Linked DNA regions of Homo sapiens: region 1 is linked to region 2. The links are chromatin contacts, found by Hi-C in ENCODE. All regions are on one chromosome and are shown on one strand. Each heading gives the region's core, a stretch centred on a gene start or an enhancer-like site at or near the end of the contact. The rest is flanking DNA. Distances are from core to core; before and after follow the strand shown.

Region 1 (6,222 bases), core at 398-2,897, 600 kb before region 2:
ATTTTAAGCACTTCATTTGTATGCACTTTATATCTCCGTAAGAAAGCAAAAATGTTAAAAAGGAAGCAGGCCCCTACTTAATTAAGCCAGGGAACTGGTTAGAGCCCTACAAAAGCCTACCTATGGACAAAAAAGGGCGAAGGGGAAGGGAGCTGACACTATCCCTCCCGCAGGGTCCAGCCCTAATAGTGGGTTCTCCAGAAGCTCGCCAGGCATTCATTTCTCCAGGGGAGCGCCCTTACTTGGAGGTAGCGCTGCTTGGTTTTCTCGCCCGCCAGCGTTGAGTTCAGGTGTGCAGGCTACCAACCTGTATTCTTCAGGTAAGTCACCCTCCTCTGACTCGCCTCCCACCCTGCTCCCTCCTGCCTCGCGACCAGTGCGAAGGGAGTCCCCGAACTGCGACACCTCCCGGGGCAGCCGCACCGGTATCCGTCCGAGTCGACCCACTTGCCGTGGCTTTTCACCTACGCAGTAAAGCAAGTTTCATTTTCAAAAGGAGAGGAAGCAGGTTTCACAGACACCGCATTCCCAAGAAGTTTCTGAGAGACGCGCAGCGCACAAGTCACTGGCTTGGATCCCTTTGCTGCTCATGGTGTCCACAGTCTGATGTGAGCGCATTAAATTTAAGGATCTCCGCCCTTCTCCTTAAAACTCAGGACTTGGCAATGAGCCTAGGAAGCGCCCCTCCCCTCCCCAACCAGATCCAAGCCCCGGACCGCTGCGTCTCCAGCTGCGCCTAGTGAAACCGCCGAATTCGAATTCACACTCGGCGGGCCGGCGAAGGTGTGCGCGCCCGCGGGAGCGCCGGGGCGAGCCCGAGGGACTGCAAGCCAGGAAGGGAGGCATGGGTGGCGGGGGGCGCCGTCTGATCCAGGTAGGAGCGGAGGCGCCGATCACACACTCTTCAGACGCCCTGCCCGCGCCTGGCCAGCGCGCAGCCTGCAGGACGCGCGGAGCAGGAACTCGCTGGAGTTTGCCAAGCCCCAGGTCTCTGGAAAGTTGTAGCTCCCTTTCGGAGCGTCTCTTCTGGCCCTTTGGGACGGGTGTGTCAGGGGCGGGGGTCCTCGAGGGAGCAGGAGGGGAAAGGAGCACCGGGTCTCGGCACCTGTCCGCAGCTCCCCTCGGGTCCGCCTGCCCCCTACCAGGCTGGGCAAAGACCTGAGCACCACTTAGTGGGGGCGGACCCCCACTAAGTGAGCTCGCGGCTCCCTGGGGCTGCTGCCGCATCGCCGCACCTTTAGAGGAGGGGGGTCGCGGACTCACCTGGGCAATAGAAGAGGAGGCGACAGAGGCAGGTCCTTGGCGTGGGCAGGCCCCAGCAGGAGCGGCGCGACCTCTACAGCCCCTAGGCAGCGGCACCGAGTGAGCCGTCCCGCCGCCGCCCCCTCCGTTCTTATACGGCGGGACCACGCCCCCGTCCCCGCCCCTGAGCCGCCCTCCCGGGGGAGCCAGGGGCGGGGCGTGGCGGAGCCAGTCCCCTCGGGACCCTTCCGCCCGGCCCTGACGGCAGGGGCGGGGCGAGGGCTGCCCTCTGATTGGCTCTTCGGGTGAATGGTTGCCAAGAGACGAGTAAATCCTCAGCGGCGGGAAGGGGCGGGGTGCTCAGGGAGGCAGCACTGCGCAAGCGCAATAGAGGGGGCTGCGTCGACACCCACTTAACTTCGGAGTTAGTGGGACACCTTTCTTTTTGCTTAGTACGCTTTTCTGCTATTCCTGCCGCATAACTCTCTCTTCCCCAGGCTTTTCCCATCTCCATCCTATTCTCTCGCAGGCAGGTTTTTCTTCCGCCTCTCTGGGGATTTTCGCGTTGGTTCTCCCTGCCCCCAGGAGTGAGGCGGGTAACGCCCACGCCTACCTCCGGTGTGTGTTTTTGAAGTCGGAAAAAACTTAATGGTTTCTGGGCCCTGGGCACCTTTCTGATTCCCCAAGCAAACTGGCTGGAGGCGAAGGCGTGGTCTTCGGGGAGAGAGCGCCGGCGGCTCTCTGGCCCCGGGGACCACCTGTGTGCAGTTAGTGGGACGAAGGGCCTCGGGGAGTCCATCGCCAATGTCGGCAGCCGCAGCCGCTTCGGCCCCATTCGGAATGCCACAGCACTTGGTCCAGTGTGTTATATAACATGCAGGCAGGGCTTGGACACCATCCATTCATAACATAGCGAGTGGTTTACAGCCCAGGTTCTGAATTCAGACTAATCTGAGTTGAGATCTCCATGCACCACTTAAACTTTCTGTAAGGCCTTAGGCAAGTAACTGAACCAACCCTCCAACAACCTGCGTCTCCTATCTGTAGGACAAGACTAACAATGGGACAGCTCTGTAGAATTATATAAGTATTAAGAAAATACGTGGGAAACAATTAGTGCATTGCCTAGTGCCTGTTAGAAAGTGTGTGGCAAATGCTGTATGTATCAGATAGTAGCCAATGTTGGACAATGTTATTTATCAATAGACATTATTGTACTTGTATTGATCGTTTACTAGGTGCTGGGGGAAAAGATTACTTCCCAGATGCAGTATTTACATCTCCTCCGCCCTACTCTTCCAACCCTGCCTGAAATAAGTGTGGTTCTCCTGTCTGTCAGACTATGAAGAGTTCTCAAATATGTCTTTCCCAGCGAGGGAGAGGAGAGTGAGTATCCAGGAACTTTAATGCGATAGGACATCAATATGAGTGTTTATAGGGAAAGCCAGTGATCCTATTGTTAGACGCGAAATCAAGACATATGATCTGATTTTTTGTTTTACTTTTTGTTTTTGAGGTATAACATTCAGTAAAGCGCACAAATCAAAAGTGTCCAGAATGATAATTTTTTACATATGCATACCCATGTAACTGCCATCCATATCAAGATGTGGAACCTTTCCAGCTCATTCATGCCCCTTCCCATTCAGTATCCGACAAGGATTACCACTATTTTAACCTCTATCACCATAGATTAGTTTTACCAATATTTGAACTTGCTATGGATGAAATACATAACACGTACAATTTTATGTCTGGCTTCTCTTGCCCAACAGTGCGTCTATGAGATTCATCCATATTGTTGTGTGTAACAATGGTCCATTCTTTTTCACTACTGTGTATTACTTCATTATATAAATATTCAACGATTTGTGTACTCATCCTACTGTTGGTGGACATTTGAGTTGCTTCATGTTTCTGCCTTTGATGAAGCTGCTGCAGACATTCTTACACATGTCTTTTGGTGGACATAGCATTCATTTATGTTGGATATATATATATACCTAGGATTGGATTCCTGGTTCATAGAGTGTTCACATATTAAACTTTAAATACACTGCCAGTTTTTAAATTCGTATAACAATTTAGGTTCCAACCAGTGATATGAGATTTCCGGTTGTTTCACATCTTTGCCAGTATTGGTATTTTCAGTCTTTTTAATTTAAAAAGGGGGGGGATATGTATTTCATTGTGATTTAAAATTGCATTTTTTGATGATCAAGGATGTTGAGCAATTTTTCAGATGCTTATTGTTCATTTCAATACCCTTTTAATAAAGTGTCTGTTCAAGTCTTTCGCTCATTTGTAGGGAGTTGTCTGTCCTAATGACCTATAAGAGTTCTTTACATATTCTGAATATGAGCCCTTTGTCCAATATATGTATAACAAATATCTTTTCCCAATCTGTGTTGACTTTTAATTATTCTAATGTTATCTTTTGATGAACAGAAGCACTTAATTTTAAAGACATTCAAAATATTAATCTTATCTCTTATGACTAGTGTTTTGTATGTCCTGTTTAAAATAATCCTAAGCCCATAAAAATAATATTCTTTGTTTTCTTCTAAGAACTTCATTGTTTTAACTTTCACTATCTGTAATAAGGCCTTGGGCAAGTAACTCAACCATCCTTCCATAAACTTCCAACCACAATAAAGTTAATGCAAATTATTACATTGGCCTTTCAACCATTTCTACTCTTTCAGTGCCTCTTGGAAACCATTAGTACAGTTAGTCTCAAGGTAGAACACAGGACAGAAATTCTTAACCTAAAATTTGACCCAGCATGGTTTAGTTCCACCTTTTCCTGGGTGAAATTTTATTCAACTTCCTGAATAAAATTAGGCAATTCTATGGTAGGTGAGAGGTGAGAGCTAAGAGCAGAAAAGAAACTCACTATATATGAGTTTCTCAAATATATATACATGTATATATATATTTTTTTCTTGGGCCCCTTTGTATTCCTGATGCATTAATGGACTTTTCTAGAATTGTGTTTCAGGGTTGTTTTTTTTTTTTTTTTTTTAAATACACTGTGTTCTTTCTGCCTCATAAAACTGGCATCCTGGAGCTGGCAGGAGTCTTAGAAAGTGGCCAAGTTCTGCCCGTTGGACACGGAACCAGATATTCAAACTCTTCTTCCTAGATTATTGGTGCCTTCTTCTTGCCAAATTCCAGCCCCTGCTGAGCACATCCAATCAGAATGGTTTAAAGACCTTCTTTGCATTCTGAATGATTCACTGGATTCACTGATTTATACCTAGGGAAACCGAGGGACAAAACAGTCTTTAAAATGCAAGCGTACCTCACTTGTAGTGATGATCCTGAAAGAGTTTTACGTCTCAATAGATTCTGATTTTAATACTTCAGAAAAACAAAGAAATTCCACCATAGTCCTACTGTAAGTCAAGAAAGACCTTTTGTATAGTGTCTAGTTATCTCCTGATCTATCAGTTTCTTTGAGCAATTTCTTAAGTCTTGAGTTTTTTGTAATAAAAACATTACAAATGTTTATTCAAATGCCCCCATCTAAATATTTTATTTTTCTTAAAATGATTTTTATGTGAAGTTCTTGTCCACATTTAACATACATGTAGAGAAGTACACAGCTCATAAGAGCACAGCTCAATGAATTTTCACAAACGGAATGAACCTGTGTTGCTAGCATACAGATCAAGAAACAAAGGAACATCAAAGCATTTGTGGACATATTTTATTTTATTTATTTTTTTTTATTTTTTTATTTTATTTGGTCTTTTTTCATGATATGTGTATCAGCAGTTCTTTCTTTTTTTATATATACTTGAAGTTTTAGGGTACATGTGCACAACGTGCAGGTTAGTTACATATTTTAAAACCATCACAGTGGCATTGTGTACATCCTAGTGAGTTTCTGGTGGGGCAAAGACATGACTTGGCTTTTCAATTCCCACCTACAACTCTCACCAGTAAATCTCTCTCTCCTCTCTGGCTCCTGCAGCCCAATATTTTTCTCGGGTGTTGCAGAAAGAGACCTGGGTTTGGAATAAAATGGTGTAAGTTTTATTTGGAGCAAAGTCCAGAAGTAATGGAACCTAGAGCTGGTCATATTTGGTGGGACAGGAAGAGAGGAAGGGGCTGCATCTTCAGGCATGGCTGTAGCAGCAGGCTCAAGTACAGCATGGCAGCAGAGGCACTGCCACCAGAGCAGCATGAAGGGGTAAAGTAGGGATCCAGAAGGGGGATGGTGGTGACAGTGGCAGTGCCAGGGAAAAGACGATGCCAAATATAAGCAGTGCTGACTTTATCCCTCCAATCTAGGTGTCTCTAAACTCCTTTCCTGCCCACCCCACTAGCAGTATGTCCCTGGAGAAAGGATGTAGGCTTGAGTCAGATGGCAGGCAATCCTTTTTTCAGGCAAGGTGAAACCTTAGACAAATGGCTTAACATCTCTGAGTCTGAGCTTCCTAATCCAAAAAATGGAAATGCTAACAGCAATTAGCCTACCTGCTTCATGGGGTTGTATGCTGATCAAATGAAGTAATGATACATATGAAAGCAGTCACCCCATTCACAAGATGTGTCTCGTTGCCAACCTCGTACCCCTTTCTCATTTCACTGTCAGGACACCTTGGGAAGCAAGTCAGATGAGAACAGAAAAGGGTAGATTCTGAATACCTTGCTGTGGCTACCATCACTTCTAGAGCCCCAGATTTCTTATCTAAGGATTAACATTTTTTCAAATCTCCCTTCTGGGAAAAGGGATTTCATAAAAATGCAAATTGTGAATGGATTATTTCATTATATCTCATGACCAACCACTGGGTCCACTCTGAGCTTGCCTTATATTTAGGCCCAGGATGTCTTTCCTACCATCCTGCCAGAATGCCTGAAGCTCCCAGCACTGGAGTCCATTCCTGTTGGGGAAGAGATTCTGGTCATTCCCACATAGCTTGCCAGAGGAAGAATACGGCCGACTGCCAGGGATGGCGAACTCCCCTA
Region 2 (6,889 bases), core at 458-2,957:
TCAACACCCGCCAAGCCAGTCTGGCAGGCATCCGTCACCCAGCAAGTGGTCCCAGTAACTTCCCCTGCAGGCCCTAGGTCTGACTCTTAACCTCACACTATCATATGTACCTAGAGACATGAGCACAATTCAACTCAATCAATGTTTATTAAGCAACCTCTTTGTGCTGAATGCTGTATTCTTTTCTTTTAATTCTTCAGCCATAGTCCTGGTCACACCAAATGCAGCTTGGTTTAGTTCCCCAATCATCCCAGCCATTCGGGTCCCTGCACTGGCTCCATCCAGTCTCTCTAAAGCAAGAGTTTTGTTTGTTTGTTTGTTTTTTTAGATGGAATCTCACTCTGTCACCCAGGCTGGAGTGCAGTGGCTCAATCTTGGCTCACTGCAACCTCCACCTCCCAGGTTCAAGCGATTCTCCCACCTCAGCCTCCCAAGTAGCTAGGGCCACAGGTATGTGCCACCATGCCCAGCTATAAAGCAAGAGTTCTTAACTGGGTCCACATGTAGGATTAAAGGGTCCATAAACTAGGGTGAAAAATAATCTTACATCTTTATTTTCATTTTTGCCTCTAATGGAAATTTAGTATTTTCTTCAGTTATGTATGTAGACAACCACAGATATCTTCATATCACATTACAACTACTTAAGATATATTGAAATGTTATTTATACTCATCATTACTTTGAAGTTTGGTGGTTAAAAGACCTACCTGTAGATTTTGTTATGTAATGCATAAATAAGAAGCAAATAAATTACTGCATTATAATTTATTTAAAATATTTTGATACCTGTATTTCAATGTGACTGATTTCCTCTGTAATTCTATGCATTTTATTTTATGCATTTTAAACATTATTCTGAGATGGAGTCTATTCTCTTTACCAGATGTTAATGAAAACTGTAGCATAAAAAGTACCTGCTATCTGGTTTGAAACTATTCCATTACCTGCTCAACTCATCTGACTCTCCCTTCTACCTCCAAATTTTCTCTTCTTCCATCCTATTCAAACATAGATAAATGCCCCTAGATCAGGCAAGCCCCTCTGCATGGCCCTCAGTAGAGCCAAGTGAATCTTCCTGTTCATTTCTCAGTCTCTCAGTAGTCAATTTCCACTTCCACTCGCAGGTGAAATCTAGAACCTTCTTTTAGCATAGTCTAAAACTACTAAGTACTTTCATAACCTTTCTTTCCATCCAGTCATATCTGCAAGGCATAGTTATCCCATCAAGCCTTAATATCAGGCAAACCTTAAGGTCTCCTCTCAGTTTGGGACACAAAGCTTTTTTACTGTCTCTTGGGATGATCGGCCCAGGAAGATGAGTAAAGCCAGGGCCAAGCAAAACTGACAGATCTGGCAACACACACAAATGTTAAAACCAATGGAATCTTGTGCATGGGACTCAACCAAGCATTGTGACTCCCTGGAACTCAAGGATGTCTAGGTAAGCCAAGAACTGTCATTAGTAAGTCAAAAATTATTGCTAACATCAGAAATATATGGCATAGTTGTTCCTGTAGAGACCAAATTGTCCTGTTCCATCACTCAGCACCCTGAGTTGATGAACTCCTGTGACAAGAGAAACATAAAGGATTATGAAACTTACTCAGAAGGAGAAAGAAAGATGCCACATATGAGATGCCTGCCATTTGGGCCAGCACAGTCCTTTTTCGTCCCAATAGTGTCACTAACATTCAGAGGTTGAGTGACAAATGCTGTGCTCTCACTGCAAAGTAAAGAGGAAGCAAAAGTGTGGTTTTCAGCCCACTGAGAAATAGAGATGTCTTGTGAAAAGCAAAACTGGTTACATTATGTAGCTCTTTACTAATCACTCAAATTTGGGAGTAAAAAAGTTATCTTTGTGGTTAAGTAAACAGATATCGATAAAACTAAGAAAAGATGGGTCTCAACCTGGCTCACAGTATGTGTCATTTGGTAATGATGAGAGAATTTAGGTAAACTGAATAAATAAAAAAGGCACCAGCAATGTTGTCTTCTTGGCCCTTCCTTCTCCTCCTCTCTTGAGAGAGGAAATGACTGAGAAATGGGAGAAGGCCCCTGAAAAACATGAACTTGGGGCGACATGAGGTGGTGCTGAAGGTTACAGGCTCTAGAGTCAGGCTGCCTGGGTTTGCATGCAGATTCTAGTTTTAGTAACTGTGCAATCTTAGAAAACTTAATTAACTTTTCCTAACCCTCATTGCTAAAATGAGGATACTAATAGTAGGTACCCTGTAAGATTACTGTGAATGCCAAATGAGCTAATTTTTTAATTATTTTTTTATTTCTTTTTTTTTGTATTTTACTTTTTTTTATTATTATTATACTTTAAGTTCTAGGGTACATGTGCACAACGTGCAAATTTGTTACATATGTATACATGTGCCATGTTGGTGTGCTGCACCCATTAACTCGTCATTTACATTAGGTATATCTCCTAATGCTTTCCCTCCCCCTTCCCCCGACCCTATGACAGGCCCCGGTGTGTGATGTTCCCCTTCCTGTGTCCAAGTGTTCTCACTGTTCAATTCCCACCTATGAGTGAGAACATGCAGTGTTTGGTTTTTTGTTCTTGAGATAGTTTGCTGAGAATGATAGTTTCAAGCTAATTTATTTAAAGCACTTAGAACAATATCTGGTACATAGTAACTGCTCAATGAATATTAGCTACCATCATCACCATCATGAGACATTTAAGTAAATCTTCATCTGCCCTGTGAAACTGCCTTTGCAAAAATTGTAACAGTGAGAAAGTTATGACAGTGAAAGGGATCTGACCTCACCATCTCCATCTTGCTTCTAACTTCCAAGCTGCCCTTGTTAATTCCTGGTTGTAGGCCAAACTAACTTTGGGAGGAATTTAGCTTAGTTTAATTTTGAAACAAAGAGGATAACAGCCCTTTCTGGAAACAAACCCCCTTCTTGCCTGGGGAGCAGACTTCCCTAGTAAGACTAACAAATTAGCCACAACATTAGAAATTATGGTTTAGGAGTCATGCAGCCAGAGGCCACACAATTCCAACCTCCCCAACTGTTCCTAGGGATAACATCACTATTGTAAAACCTAAATTGGTGCTCAAGGTATTTTTCAGACCCTGCATCCTGATGCACCAGCTGACACCATCCAGGCTGGTGATCTGGTTCCACCAGTTCTTTGATCCCACTTAGGAACGGAAGACTGCAAGAACCCCCTTTGATCCCCTGTGATTTCATCTCCTACCTGACCAATCAGCACTCCCCACTCCCTGGCCTGCCAAATTATCCTTACTAACTCCAGTCTCTGAATTTCCGGGGAGACTGATTTGAGTAATAAAACTCTGGTTTCCCATTTAGCTGGTTCTGTGTGAATTAAACTCTTTCTCTATTGCAATTCTCCTGTCTTGATAAGTCTGTTCTATCTGGGCAGCAGGCAAGGAGAAACCTGTTGGGCAGTTACGCTAATGGGCAGTTACACCGATGTGAACCCAGGTATCAAGGATGGCAGAGGAGTATCTAAATGCAACAGTTGGCCCTGAACCTAGACTAATACTACGCTAGTGCTAGAGTTCTCAGGAAGCTTCCACTTAAATCAGATAATCACAATGCAATGTGTCAACAATCAGTGGGGCACCTATAGGGGGTGGGGAAAATTGGTAGGCAGGAGGGAAGGTCAAGATGGATTGGGCTGGGCCAGGTGAGTCAATGAGTCATCTAGAGAGGCAGGGGGCCAAGGTACAGTTGGGGAAAAACCGTGTGGCATGAATAGTAACACACAGGCTGTACTATCTTGTTGGAATGAAGTTTGAGGTTGTTGTGAAAGAAGGATCTATACAGGTAGGATGGGCAGATCTTAGTGGGCTTCGTGTGCCAAGCCTAAGAGCTTGGCTTTTATTAATACCTCAAAGAAGAGGGAAGCTATGAAGATTTTTAGTGGTAGTATAGCCTGGTTGGATTTTCCGTTTTTCCTTTTAAGTTGAATTCTGTATGTGTGCATTGCTAACAGGTTGAAAGGTGAAGAAGGGAGACAAGGCTAGAAGCAAGAAGGTCAGTTACAAGGTTTTTGTAGTTGTCTCTATGAGCAATAATAAGGGCCTGAAGTAGGGCATTTAAAATAAAGACAGAGGCCGGGCGCAGTGGCTCATGCCTGTAATCCCAGCACTTTAGGTGGCAGAAGCGGGCGGATCACGAGGTCAGGAGATCGAGACCATCCTGGCTAACATGGTGAAGCCCCGTCTCTACTAAAAATACAAAAAAATAGCTGGGTGTGGTGGTGGGCGCCTGTAGTCCCAGCTACTGGGGAGGCTGAGGCAAGAGAATGGCATGAAGCCAGGAGGCGGAGCTTGCAGTGAGCCAAGATCACGCCACTGCACTCCAGCCTGGGCGACAGGGCGAGACTCCATCTCAAAATAAATAAATAAATAAAGACAGAGGTGGGATAGATAAAATAATCAAATAGTTACGGAATACTCCCTGTGCAGTAAGCACCCTACCATGTGCTGGACATCCATTAAGGACATAATTAAGCTGCAGCCTTTGATCTGAAGGAGCTGCTGCTTGTGCCATGTGGCATGGTGGAGGTGAGCAGGTAAGAACTTGACTGTCACATAGGGATATCAGAGAAGGAAGAGGGCATGTCTAATCTGGAGAGAATGAATGGGAGGTCAGTAAAATCTTCAGGGGAAAGGTGGCATTTTAAAGTAAAATTTATTTTCCTAGTGAGAATTATAGTAGAATGGGGTACATTCTACAAATTCAGGTCTGGAGGCATCTAACTTTATCTATCTATCTATCCATCCATACATCCATCCATCCCTCCATTCACTCATCCATTCTTCTGGTTTTATTCATTAGCAATGATACCTATTAGCCCTCCAGTGATGGTCAAACTACAAATATTGAAGTCTTAAGTGAAAGGCCCTGTACTTCCCTTTTCAAGATACTATGCAAGGCTTGGGGGATAAAAGAGGTGTAAGAGGGCCCTGCCCTCCAGGAACTTGGGGTCTAGTTTAATAAACAGCTGAGATAAAAAAAAAAAAAAAAACAGCAGCCATATACGGCAAACATGGGTCTGGTATCCGATCTATAGCTCAGGCAAGAAATAACCTGAATTAATAGGCTGAAAAGGCAGGGAACAGTCGCAGTAAGTCATTCAGAAGAGCCTGGTTTTAAAATTGGTCCTTGGACATCTAGTATGATGCAAATGGGCAGGAAGGAGAAGGACATTTCAGTGTGGACAAATACAATGTACAGAGGCAGAGGCAGAGTCAGGGATGTGCAGATTGTATTTTGGGAACAATTAAAGGGCAGTCTGCCTAGGATGGAGATTTCGAACAAACTCTCCAGGCTACTAACTATAAAATCAGTGAGGCTCAAGTTACAGGAATTTATTCACCATTTTAGTTGCAGAAGTTGGGGGTCACCCCCAGGCACCAACACTTTAAGCAAATGTGGTGAATGGAGTAGTTACTGCTGTGTAACAATCAGAAAACTTTGGTGGCTTGCAACAGCAAACATTTATTTCTGTTGACAAGCCTATGGGTCAGCTGGGTGGCTCTGTTAATGGGGCTGTGTCCTGCTGACAGGAGCTGGATGGTCTAGGATGGCCTTGGCTGGGATGACTCAGTTCTCTTCCACATGTCTCTCACATCTCTCTGGCAGGCTGGACTGGCACATTTTCATGGTAATGTCAGGGGTCCAAAAGAACTAGTGGAAACACAACAGCATTTTTTAAAGCTTCTACTTACATCATGACCACTACCATCCCATGGGCCAAAGCAAGCCACATGAAAGTCCAAAGGCAAGAGATGGGTTAATATATACTCTGCCTCTTTATGGAGGGGAACTACAAAGTGATAGAGCAAAGGGAGAGATTAACACAAACAAACTGAGGCCATCAATGCAATCAATCTGCCATGTGCACTGAAAAGAGAATTATTTTAGAAATAAGCATTGACCACAGAGACAATCATTGCCAATAATAGAGAGTATCCTGTATCCACAGAATATATATAACCCAGTAAATGCTATGCAATTTCTCATTCCTGGCTGTTGCCAAAATATTTTTTCTCTTTCCATTTCAGTGGCTTCATTTCTGCCAGAATTTAACATTGACAGGGTGATGTTGCCTCTTTTCTGGGGGGAAAAAGAAGCTCTCTGTTGTCAAGAAAAAAAAAAAAAAAGGAAGAAGAAAAGAAAAAATAGAGCCAGCAAGACAGACAGTTATTCTTTTACCTTGGGAATTGTTGCATTGCAATTGTATCATTTGAAAGGAATGTAAAAATGTAGTTCCTGATTCAGATGGGGGGAGAGAGTACTGGACAAAGAAACCAGGAAGGTACTAAAGGAAAAATTCTGTTCTAGTTCCTGGAAGATTAATAAAAAGTTCTTTTTTTCAGGTTGATATGCGCCAATATTAGTTCCACAGAACCATAGAAATTGCAGGTATTATGTCCTCTGATCATAAGCACTCAGGCCCAAGAAATATTTAAATAGGGACCTTTTACATATCAGGCTCTGTGCAAGGCACTTTACATATACAGTCTTATAGAATACCTCATATCACTATGTGGTAGGTATTACTAATCCCATTCTACAAATGAGAAAACAGACTCAGAGTATATCAATATCATGGCTAGAAAATGGCGGGATTCTAAGGCTGCCTTCTCACTTTTGGTTCAGAGCTCTTTCTAACAAACCTTCTAGCTAGCTACTCATGATTTACAGGAGGCAGAATGTACGATAGTGAATGGCTGGAGGAGGGGGAAAAAACCCTAAGGGGTCAGCAGGAGGCTGATCATTATTTCACCCCTTATCCCACTTGAGCTCTTTGAACTCAGGTCAAATTGATTACCGTTCCACAGGGCCTGGACTTGCCCATGTGAGGGAGACCCTGAAGTTGAGCTTCACCTCT

The links. Hi-C counts contacts between places; a loop is a spot of excess contacts on that map. Pooled maps may share reads with other maps.
Region 1: a loop to region 2 is called in a map of naive thymus-derived CD4-positive, alpha-beta T cell, with 3 times the contacts of the local background. The contact joins the promoter of TENT5C-DT here to the promoter of CD101 in region 2. A Hi-C loop is called at or near these places in 1 of 168 maps with a recorded cell type or tissue (naive thymus-derived CD4-positive, alpha-beta T cell), 1 of 37 single-sample maps with no recorded cell type and 6 of 50 pooled maps.

Annotation. Positions count from the first base shown.
Region 1 is chr1:117,601,195-117,607,416 of GRCh38, reverse strand. TENT5C-DT (TENT5C divergent transcript) reads left to right here and starts at 1,647. Exons shown (of 3, transcript NR_121626.1): 1 at 1,647-1,771; 2 at 2,481-2,628. It overlaps TENT5C (terminal nucleotidyltransferase 5C), which reads right to left and starts at 1,369. Exons shown (of 2, transcript NM_017709.4): 1 at 1,264-1,369. RefSeq lists a silencer at 1,304-1,643 and enhancers at 1,554-2,054, 2,055-2,555.
Region 2 is chr1:116,996,578-117,003,466 of GRCh38, reverse strand. CD101 (CD101 molecule) reads right to left here and starts at 1,707. Exons shown (of 10, transcript NM_001256106.3): 1 at 1,607-1,707. The coding sequence starts at 1,649.